Linked DNA regions of Homo sapiens: all the other regions are linked to region 3. Evidence: chromatin contacts called from ENCODE Hi-C or POLR2A ChIA-PET data. All regions are on one chromosome and are shown on one strand. The core of a region is the stretch at or near the end of the contact, and the rest is flanking DNA. Distances in the headings are between cores, read along the strand shown. Region 1 overlaps PITPNM2 (phosphatidylinositol transfer protein membrane associated 2). Region 2 overlaps PITPNM2 (phosphatidylinositol transfer protein membrane associated 2). Region 3 holds the start of ABCB9 (ATP binding cassette subfamily B member 9).

Region 1 (3,169 bases), core at 30-2,529, 97 kb after region 3:
CCCTGACAAAGCTCCTGCATCCAAGGGAGCTTCTGAAGGTTGTAGGAGAAGGTGGCTGCTAGCAGGGTCCCCAAGAACAGCTGCCGACAGAGTTTGGACAAAGTTATGCCATCTCCCTATGTGCCAGTGGCTTCAGAGAGTTCTGGAGGAAAGACCCAAGAGCCGGAGCAGCTATGAGGGCTGGCTGCTGGGAAGAGATGGAGTTGGGTGCGGAGGAAGGCACAGGTGTTCTAACAAAGGGACTCTGAGAAGCAGGAACTACGGTGTAGAGGTAGGCGGTAAGTTCCTAGGGAGGCCCTGCAGCAACTGAGGGGCCCCTGCTCCTCCTCCTCCTTCTCCCTGCCAAGTAGAGCAGCCTGGCTTGCATCTGTCTGCTCCCCTCCGGTGCACCTGGGACCCTGATGCTTGCTGCTTCCCATTTCAACAAATCCAGGGAGACAGGTTCCTGAGTCCCCAGACTCCCTCCCAGACAGGCAGCCAGGTGGAAGGGAAAGTTTGGGGTCCAGCGCCTGCACTTCTCATCTCTCCGTCCTTAGATCTGATACTTGCAACTGAGCCTTGGTTTACTCATCTGTAAAGGGAGGTGGTAATACGTCCAGTGAGGGGGTAGAACACTATGCCTGGCAACCAAGATGTGTTCTGTCACCCACAGGAATACTAAAAATATCTAACCCCTGGGCACTGCTGCTGGCTGTGGGGCTGGGGGAATCCTGGAGGTGCCTGTGGACAGCATTGCCCACTTAGCTCCAGAAATCCCAGGGAAGGGACAATAAGGGGGACGGGGCAGGGGCAGAGGCTATTTACCAGCAAAAAAAAGTACAGCACTCTTGCTCTTGGGGCTAGATGTATCTAGGATTTCAGAATATCCTGAACTTTAGACAGGTAAAGCTGCATATCTCAGCAGCATCCAATAAACAAATACATTGAACTCTCTGCAGTGAAAGACATGAATATAGAATACATAAAGACTATAAATAGCCTCACTTGGACTATAAATAGCCTCACCTCAGTTCAGGAAAAATTTTGCTGCCAAATGAGTTACAAAAAAGTGTCTGGTTTTCAGTGTGCTGGATTTTGGAATTGAGGATAAGGAATTGTGGATCTGCACATCAATGTTTTCACCACATATCTGTGTGAACCAACTGCATATCACCCCTGCTTCACCCCACTACCAATGCAGGACAGATGAGGGGTGACATGTGCTCTGCCTCTAAAACTCACCAGGCCCTGTGACCTTGGGGAACACAGTCCAAAGAGATGAGTCACACACGAAAGCAAATGTGCACACACACACAAACAGCAATGCCTATAAATATATTCATAACACAGGCCTGCGGGCACATAGGTCCACAAGGACGCAGAGCCCAGCTCTGCTGACGGAACCTGTGTTGCCCCAGGGCCCGCTGACCCCTGCTCAGGGCAAGGCCTGTGTTTCCAGGCCTGTGACTGGGCAAGCAAGGGTAGGCAGGAATGAGGAACACGGCAGGGCTTGGTGGTTGAGAGCTTCCTCATCTCTGCAGTGTGGAGAAGGGGCAGGTATGCCAGGCAGACCTGGCTCTGGTACCAGCACTGCCACTGCCCAGCCGGTGGCCTTAGATAGGTGGCCTTGGGCAGGTGGCCTGCGCCCCTGGCTGGGCTGCATTTCTTCACCTGCAAAGTCTGAGTGAAACAGGCCTCTTGGGCTTGGTGAGAGGCACACAGGAGCCCCCAGGGCTTGGCACACAGCTGGTGCTTAGGAAGTGCTTGCTGACTCTGTTCTGTGACGTTGCTTAAATGCATAATATTTAAAAGAGGGGGCTAAAATAAGTGGCCCCTTCAGTCCCAGAAGCGTCTCCCTCTCCCCCAGGGCTCTCTTTGGAGGCAGAGCCCCTTGTGGGTCTCTGTCCTACACCAGGGCTCTCTGGTCAGAATGCAGATGAGACCTACTGGATGCTCTGGCTGCCAAGAGCAGCCCCCACGAGACCAGGCTCCAGGTCTGGAAGGAAAAGCCTAGAGCAGGGACCCCTGGAGGAGGGGTCACAGCATTGCAGGCAGAACTCAGGCTTTGACATCAGAATGGTGCTCTGATCACACAGCTCCACCCCTCACTTGGTCTTAAGGAAGTTACTTAAACTCTCTGAGCCTCAGTTCTTCATTTTATAGGTGAAGGTATGTGGACCTTCATTTTATAGGTATGTGGACCTAGTCCAATACCACACACACCTCATAGGGTAGTAAGGGGAATAAATTAACAGACAATCAATGTAAAGCACCCAGCACACAACACCCAAGCAACAGCAGCAGCCGCTATTATTACTATAATGATGATGGTGATGGTGATGGTGATGCTGGGGATCAGCCCTGCTAAAGAACTGTGTCCCCACACTCAAAACAGTCAGGACTAGGGGAAACAAATCATTGATATCATTTTGTCACTATGCATTATTGCCAGCCTTCCCAGGGTTGGGGCCGTTGCTCACTGTTTCGACCCTCCCAGCAACGCTGCCAGCAGGCAGACAGACGCACTCTCCCCACTCCAAATTGGAAAATGGAAACCAAGAGAGCGACAGGGACTTGGTCAAGGTCATCGGGCAAGTCAGTAGCAGGGAAGGGATGAGAACTCCTCATTCTGGGCCCAGGGTGACACCAAACCGATCCCAACCAGCACCCCAAGGCCTGCAGCCCACAGGAGGCTCTCAGCCACCACGGGGCACAGGTATGTGCAGGAGCATCAAGACCTGGGCTGGGGGTGGCACAGGGCAGGGGAGCTGAGGGGAGTAGGGAACCAAGACATCTTTCAACTGGCCCAAGCCCATCGCGCACAGTCTGGCTCCTCTATCTTTGGCGGGGAGCCTGGGGCTATTTCGGGAAGCTCTGCGCACAGCCCGCCACTTCCCTGCCAGGCTGACTGGGTCAAAAACAAAACGAGCCCAGCAACACCCCTGTGTCAACAGGGTGGGAAGTGAGGAGGCACTGAACAGCCCCAAATACAACAGCAGGAACAGGAGAAAATCAGGGAAGGTTGTGGGGGTAAGCACATCACCCTCACCCTGCAAAAAAAAGCTAGTGGGAAACAAACAACACAATGAATCAGATGCAGCAGGACACAGGGAGTGACTAGCTCTGGGGCCAGACCACGTTCACATTCAAGCCTTGTCTTTGAGCAAGTCCTTTACCTGCTCCAGGCCTC
Region 2 (3,143 bases), core at 11-2,510, 120 kb after region 3:
AACTCCTTCACCCATTTTTCTGAGCTTAACAAGCTTGGTGAATTGAAATCAGGTGGACCACCTCCCCAACCTCAGCAAGCCTGCTGGGGTGACTGCACTCAGGCCAGGCCTGCTGGCAGCTCCTGCTCCATGACAGGGACCCTTGAGGGCCTGCTGAGAGTCACAGGGTTGGGGTGACCCCGGGAAGGTGGCATCTAAAGAGAGGGCAGCAGCTGGGCACCCAGGCAGACCTCAGCCAGAGATGCTGGACGATGGTGACCCCAGAAGGGCTCAGCTCACCCCAGGCCTCCTCCCTGCTTCAGGAAAAACAAACAGATTGGGACAGTGGAAAAACAGCTGTACCTTTAAATTATCTGGCCCACAGATATGAAAAACATTTGCATGCTGAAGCTGTTTGCATCTTCGGTTATTTTTAGGGTGAACCCAGTTGCCTCCCCTTGGAACCAGATGAAGCCCCAGAGGCACGTAGTCCTTTTTCCCAGACGGGGGTCCTGGTCCTGTTTCCCTGGGAATAAGGCTTGAGCATGAGCTCTCTGGGACCCAGCCCCCGACCAGAACCACACCGTGCATTCAGGCTTGGGAGGAACTGGAGCACCAGGGAGCCAAGGCTGCAACTTTGAACATTTGCCACTGCTGACATCGTGGCCACCCACCTGGGGCCAGAAAGAGCCCCTCCGCTGCCCCCAGAGCATGGGTGAAGAGACGAACGCTTAGCCTACTACCTCCTCTCATGCCAGGCCCAGCTGATGGGAATATTTTGCTGAGATATTTCTAGCACCAGCAGCAATTAAAGCAGATTTTCTCTTCCACTCCCCTTCCCCAAAACAAGAATAAATCAGTTCTACCAATTTCCCAGCTAATGATTTCCTCCATTAAATTAAAAAGAAGAAGAAAATGTTTTCTTAAATGGATTACCAGCCCTGTGCTTTCAGAGACCATGTGACCTGTCAACTCCTTTTAAAGTCTGATACATCAAAGTCCCTGAATTAATTTTTAATAAATAAAAAAGTCATAATCTAAGAAGCACCATCCCACACACCCCCCTCCCCCATCAAGGGTCAGCTCTGAGCTGACTCTGGGAAGCCAGCTTAATCGGGCCAAGTATGGCTCTTAATAGAGAACCAGATCCATTCCACAGATGGGAGAGACAAGGCTGAGAGATGTCAGGTGCCCAAGCACAGAAATCAGGCCCTGAGATGAACCTAGAGTTGTGGCATGCACCGTAGAGTGCTACATGTGGAACTGAGTCCTTGATTTCGAGGGGCACCTGTCTGGAGAGATGCAAACAGGTAGATCCAGGAGCTGAGGAGTAACTAAGTAGGTGTGAGCTAGCGCCATCTGCGTGACCCAGATGGGGGCTCCTGGGCAGGACCTGGGCTTCTCTTCCTCTTTTGCTCCCTGGCAGCACCTGGTATAGGGTCAGCACACAGTGCTGACATCCCCTTTGCTTCAAAAAGCCCACCCCCTACAACACAGACAAACCTCAAAAACATGATGCTGAGCAAAAGAAGCCAGACACAAAAGGCCACATATTGCAAGACTCTGTTCCTATGAAACATCTAGAAGACGCAAATCCATAGAGACAAAGAGTACGGCAGAGGCTACTGGGGGTGAGGAAAAGGGTTGGGAGTTGTTAGTTAATGGGTGCAGTTTCTGTTTGGGATGATAAAAAAAATTCTGGAAATGGATAGGGGTGATGGTTACACACATTCTAAATGTACTTATGCCAATGAACTATACGCATAAAAGTGGTTAACACAGAAAATTTTATGTTATGTATATTTTACCACAATAAAAAAAAATACAAGGAGAAAAAAGCCCACTCTCCAAAATGCAACTTGAAGATACAGGATGGCCAATAACTCCACAGGGACAATGGTGGGACCCTCTGCAAACTGCCCCCAGACAGACTCAATGCTTAAAGCACAGCGCAGAGGCTCACAGGGCCTGTCTTGTCATGTATGAACACCAGGGACCTTCAGAGAAGGGCTCTTTGTGTGAGCCAGCATGACTAAGCCAGGATGCCCTGTCTCCCTGGCGGCCAGCCAGATGCCACAGGGCAGGCAGGGGCTGAGAAGTCTCTGTGGACACCTCCCTGGAAGGCACCTCCTGGTCTCGGCATTCACTGCACCCTTTTCCTGAAATGCACTTCCCGATATTCCGTAACCTGCTTCCTACGTTTATTTAGGTTTTCACAGGGAGGTCCTCTCTGACCATCTACAGTTAGAAAAATACCGGGAAGGTTGCTGGAGCCAGGCAAGGTAGCCGTGAGCAAGAACAGGAAAGCCAGGGCCCCAACACTATGACATGCCAGCACCTTCCTGCTCCCTGGCTACAGAAAAGCAGCTTGCAGGGGGCATCAGGTCCTGGCTCCATCATTTACCAGCTTGGGGGCCTTGGCTAGTTCCTTCAACCCTCTAAACCTCGGTTTTCTCTTCTACAAAATGGGGGTGAAGACAGTGTTTGTCTCTTGGGCTTTTCTGAGGACTACAATGAGATGATGTATAGTAAGTGTTTAGCATATGGCTGGGACATGGTCAAAGGTCGGTAAATGGTAATGATACATGGATTATAATGGAAGTACAACATTAATCCCTTAATGCTGGCCAGGAGGTGTGGGTCAGCGATCCTGAAGACAGGGGAAGGGGCCAGTCGGGCCAGACCACAACCACAACTACTCTTCTCAGCATGTGAATTAACTGATTGAATCTTTTTGTCCCCATGTTGCATATGAGGAAACTGAAGCACAGAGAGGTTAGTGACTTGCCCCAGGACATACAGCCAAGAGGTAGTGGAGCCCCGATTCAAATTCTAGTCATCTGGCTCCAAGCCTGAGCTGGCCACCACTGTTCCATAGGGTATCTCAAGGGAAGTGTGGAAGGAGGCTCTGAGAAGAGTCTCTGGCGTGCAGAGGCAGACCTACAGCCGGCTTGCACAGCTCTGACTTCCGGACATGAGCCTCTGGAAGTCCTAGGGAAAGGTCTCAGAGCAGGTCCCTCAGGGAAGCCCACAGAATGGTTGGACTGGCCTGGTTCTTCTCAGGCCCAAGACCTTGGTACTCAGTTCTGCTCAGCCCAGCCACTGTGATTAGCACCCAAGGGTGCAATTAACTCCTTCAGAACCAAGGCTAGGGCACTAAAGGG
Region 3 (2,976 bases), core at 141-2,640:
GCCTGGCACCTCCCAAAGCAGCCAGGCCTCCCCACTTCCCTGGGAGGACCCTGTGGTCATCAGCTTCGTTTTACAGCTGGGGAGACAGAAGAGGTTAAGTGACACGCAGAAAAAGGACGAAGGCAGGATGGAGACCCGCATCCAGGGTCTCCAGGATGGAGACTCGGGGGTCCCCTGTCCAGGCTATTCAGGGATTGCAAGAAAAGGGGCCAAAGAACTTGGGTGGCCCAGTGGCCTCGGTTCACCCCTGACATGGTGAGCTTTTTACCCCGGTGTGGGCCCAGACCCAGATAAGCCCATTCCATTCGCTGCGCAGCAAAGCACTGACTGACAGAGGCCTGCTGGGTGGGAGGGCCTGACTGTGGGGGTCCCTGGCTCTGGGGCAGGAGCGGGCTGGGTCTGCGTGGGTCCATCCTGATTTCATCCCTGCTGAGCCTCTGGCAGCCCACGTGGGGCCCAGCCTCACTCTGGGACTTGAGAAGCTGTCTCAGGTGCTCTCAGCTCTAGGAGAGGCAGAGAGGCGCGAGGTGCCCTCCCTCCAAGCCTCCTCTTGTCACCCGGCCCTGCACTATCCGGAAAAGGGGAATGGGCAGAGGCGGGGATCCTGTCAGCCCAGCTTAAAGCTGTCTCAGTTAATGTCAGGCCGGGGGAGGAGGCTTTTTTTTTTTTTCCAGAGGCCCAGAAATAAAAGAGGCTCCCCTGGGAACCTACAGGCCTCACTGCCAGCGTGGATGGCGGGGAGCAGCGGCAGCCCACTGGCCTGCTGAGGAGACTGAGAAAAGGGCTTTGCCCAGGTCAGCAGGAACAGGCCAGATCCCCCAGGCTTCTGCCAAAGCCCTGGTGCTCAGGATCCCTGGGAAGCCCTGACATGGACAGTGGGAGCCCTCAGAAGGCGCGCCAGCCCCGTCCTGGGGGAACGACAGCCATCCCAGGATCCTCCAACACCTCCCACATTTTCCAAGAGGCAGCGGCGCCTTGGGGGTTAAAAAAAATGGCAACATTCGCCCTACGGGCGCGGAAAGGATGCTGCAGGGATGGGGGCTGGGAGCTGCGGCTGCGGGCTCCGGGAGGGCTCCAGGGAGGCTCCCACCTTCAACCGAGATGCCTATTCCCACCGAGGCAGGGGTGCCCAGACGCCCCCCAACGCGTGCCTGGCCTGGCACCCTGGCCTGGAAAGGTCCCAAAACCAGGGGTCTAGGGTGCCTTGCCCTTACCTGTTACCTGGCACCAGGTGAGCTCTGGGAGGGGGCGCGCAGCAGGCTCGGGTCTGGGGTGCAGTTTCCGCGCTGCTCATTGAAGACTGCGCCGGACGCGGTCCTCGCTCCGCTCTTCCCGCTGCTCCTCCCCGCCTCCCACCCGCGCTGCGCCGCTGCAAGGTCGGAGCTGAGACTGGCGTGCGTTGAGACAGGCTGATGGACGGGGCGGGGCCTCAGTGACGGAGGGGGCGGGGATCCTGGGGCAGGGACCGGCGGAGCCTCCCGGGAGGGGCGGGGCCTCAGGAGGAGTGGGCGGGCTTTCCTGGACGGGGCGGGGCCCCCGAGGAGGGGGCTGGCGAAGCCTCCGGGTGGGGACGGGCCTCCTGGGGGCGGGGCCACAGCTGGCCACCTGCTCACCTGTGGCAAACTCCTCCCACATCTGGCCAACCAGGCCCTCCACACTGCGTGCTGGCCTCCACCTGGAGCCACGGGCCCATCCTGAGGGGACGGAAATGGTTTCACCTGAAGGAGGCCAGCTTTTTAACTGGCCTTTTTCCCTGGAGGGACAGCCAGCCAGTCCAGGAGGGTGGGTTATGGTCCTCATTCATTCACTTATTCTTTCATTCGTTCACCCAACAGATATTTATCCAGTGCCTACGGCGTGCCATATGCCCTTTTAAGCATTTGAAATTAAACAATTAACAAAACAAGATCCTTGCCCTTCTGGAGCTGACATTCTAGTGAGGGTGTCAGACAACACATATAAGCAAATGAGATATATTGGAAGGGAATACATTTTACGGAGAAAATTGGTGCAAGATCAGGGATTCGGGGCATTGGAGAGGGGAGGCAGCGATATGTCCTCAGTGACTGCCAGGTGCTGGGAACACAGCTGTGTGTGAAAAGACAGAAAACTCCCAGCCTTCATGGCGTGAAGGGGACAGAACATCAGCAAGTAAGTGCATAAGGCCATTCAGGTACTGGATGCAGTAAAATAAATAAAATTGTGTAAGTGAAAGGTGAGAAGGCGTGAGCCACGGGGAGGGAGGAACATCCTACGCTAAGGCCTGCAAGTTCAAAGGCTCTGAGGTGGGAACCAACTTGGCCACTTGAGGACCAGAAAAGGGTCCATGTGGCCTGAACCGTGGGAAGTGGGTGGGGGAGTGGACTTACGGCCCAGAGGGGCAGCAGGTGGGGCTAGAACTGCCCACATCCCTGGATCCTCTGATCAGAGGCTTTGTTTTTTCCTGAGACAGAGACTCCAGGATGGAGTGCAGTGGCGAGTTCTCAGCTCACTGCAGCCTCTGCTTCCCAGCTTCAAGTGATTCTCCTGCCTCAGCTTCCCAGGTAGATGGGATTACAGGTGTCCGCTACCACGCCTGGCTAATTTTTGTATTTTTAGTAGAGATGGGGTTTAGCCATGTTGGCCAGGCTGGTCTCAAACTCCTGACCTCAAGTGATCTGCCCTCCTTGGCCTTCCAAACTGCTGGGATTAGAGTCGTGAGCCATGTGTGCCCAGCCCTGAACAGAGGCTTTTTGGAGCACTCTCTGAATTGGAAATGTCCTCTGCTACTTGGTGGGACAGCTTCTTTAGAGGGGAATTTGTTCAGAACTTACAACACTATGTTTTTTTTTAACCCAGAAGGAATTTCCTCTACAGATAGACTTGTGCAAGGGAGCTAAGGTACTAGCTTAAAGGTAGTTACTACAGTAGCAAAAGTCTGGAAATAACCTAAATACCCTTCCATAGGGAACTGGCCAAATAATTAGAGAACACCTG

The links. Hi-C counts contacts between places; a loop is a spot of excess contacts on that map. ChIA-PET counts read pairs that join two places held with the same protein, here RNA polymerase II (POLR2A). Pooled maps may share reads with other maps.
Region 1: a loop to region 3 is called in a pooled map, with 2.2 times the contacts of the local background. The contact joins the enhancer-like site here to the promoter of ABCB9 in region 3. A Hi-C loop is called at or near these places in 6 of 168 maps with a recorded cell type or tissue (CD4-positive, alpha-beta memory T cell, CD8-positive, alpha-beta T cell, HepG2 and 2 more) and 11 of 50 pooled maps. POLR2A ChIA-PET finds 5 or more read pairs at or near these places in 18 of 52 experiments (AG04450, BJ, CD4-positive, alpha-beta T cell and 12 more).
Region 2: a pooled map shows a loop between it and region 3 (2.2-fold over the local background). The contact joins the enhancer-like site here to the promoter of ABCB9 in region 3. A Hi-C loop is called at or near these places in 6 of 168 maps with a recorded cell type or tissue (CD4-positive, alpha-beta memory T cell, CD8-positive, alpha-beta T cell, HepG2 and 2 more) and 13 of 50 pooled maps. POLR2A ChIA-PET finds 5 or more read pairs at or near these places in 17 of 52 experiments (BJ, CD4-positive, alpha-beta T cell, CD8-positive, alpha-beta T cell and 11 more).

What each region holds. Positions count from the first base shown.
Region 1 is chr12:123,061,717-123,064,885 of GRCh38, forward strand. The region is part of intron 2 of PITPNM2 (phosphatidylinositol transfer protein membrane associated 2); the gene reads right to left. Among named protein-coding and RNA genes, the nearest start is that of PITPNM2-AS1, 18 kb to the right of the region's middle. RefSeq lists an enhancer at 3,105-3,169. Within about 2 kb of position 1,280, at least 25 of the 41 ENCODE cell types and tissues checked have a DNase peak (open chromatin) inside an H3K27ac peak, as active enhancers do.
Region 2 is chr12:123,083,896-123,087,038 of GRCh38, forward strand. The region is part of intron 2 of PITPNM2 (phosphatidylinositol transfer protein membrane associated 2); the gene reads right to left. It overlaps PITPNM2-AS1 (PITPNM2 antisense RNA 1), which reads left to right. Exons shown (of 3, transcript NR_038290.1): 3 at 1-849. Among named protein-coding and RNA genes, the nearest start is that of PITPNM2-AS1, 4.1 kb to the left of the region's middle. RefSeq lists enhancers at 1,268-1,407, 1,847-2,141 and a silencer at 1,847-2,141. Within about 2 kb of position 1,261, at least 12 of the 41 ENCODE cell types and tissues checked have a DNase peak (open chromatin) inside an H3K27ac peak, as active enhancers do.
Region 3 is chr12:122,965,073-122,968,048 of GRCh38, forward strand. It overlaps ABCB9 (ATP binding cassette subfamily B member 9), which reads right to left and starts at 1,391. Exons shown (of 12, transcript NM_019625.4): 1 at 1,215-1,391. RefSeq lists enhancers at 32-839, 840-1,645 and a silencer at 1,410-1,699.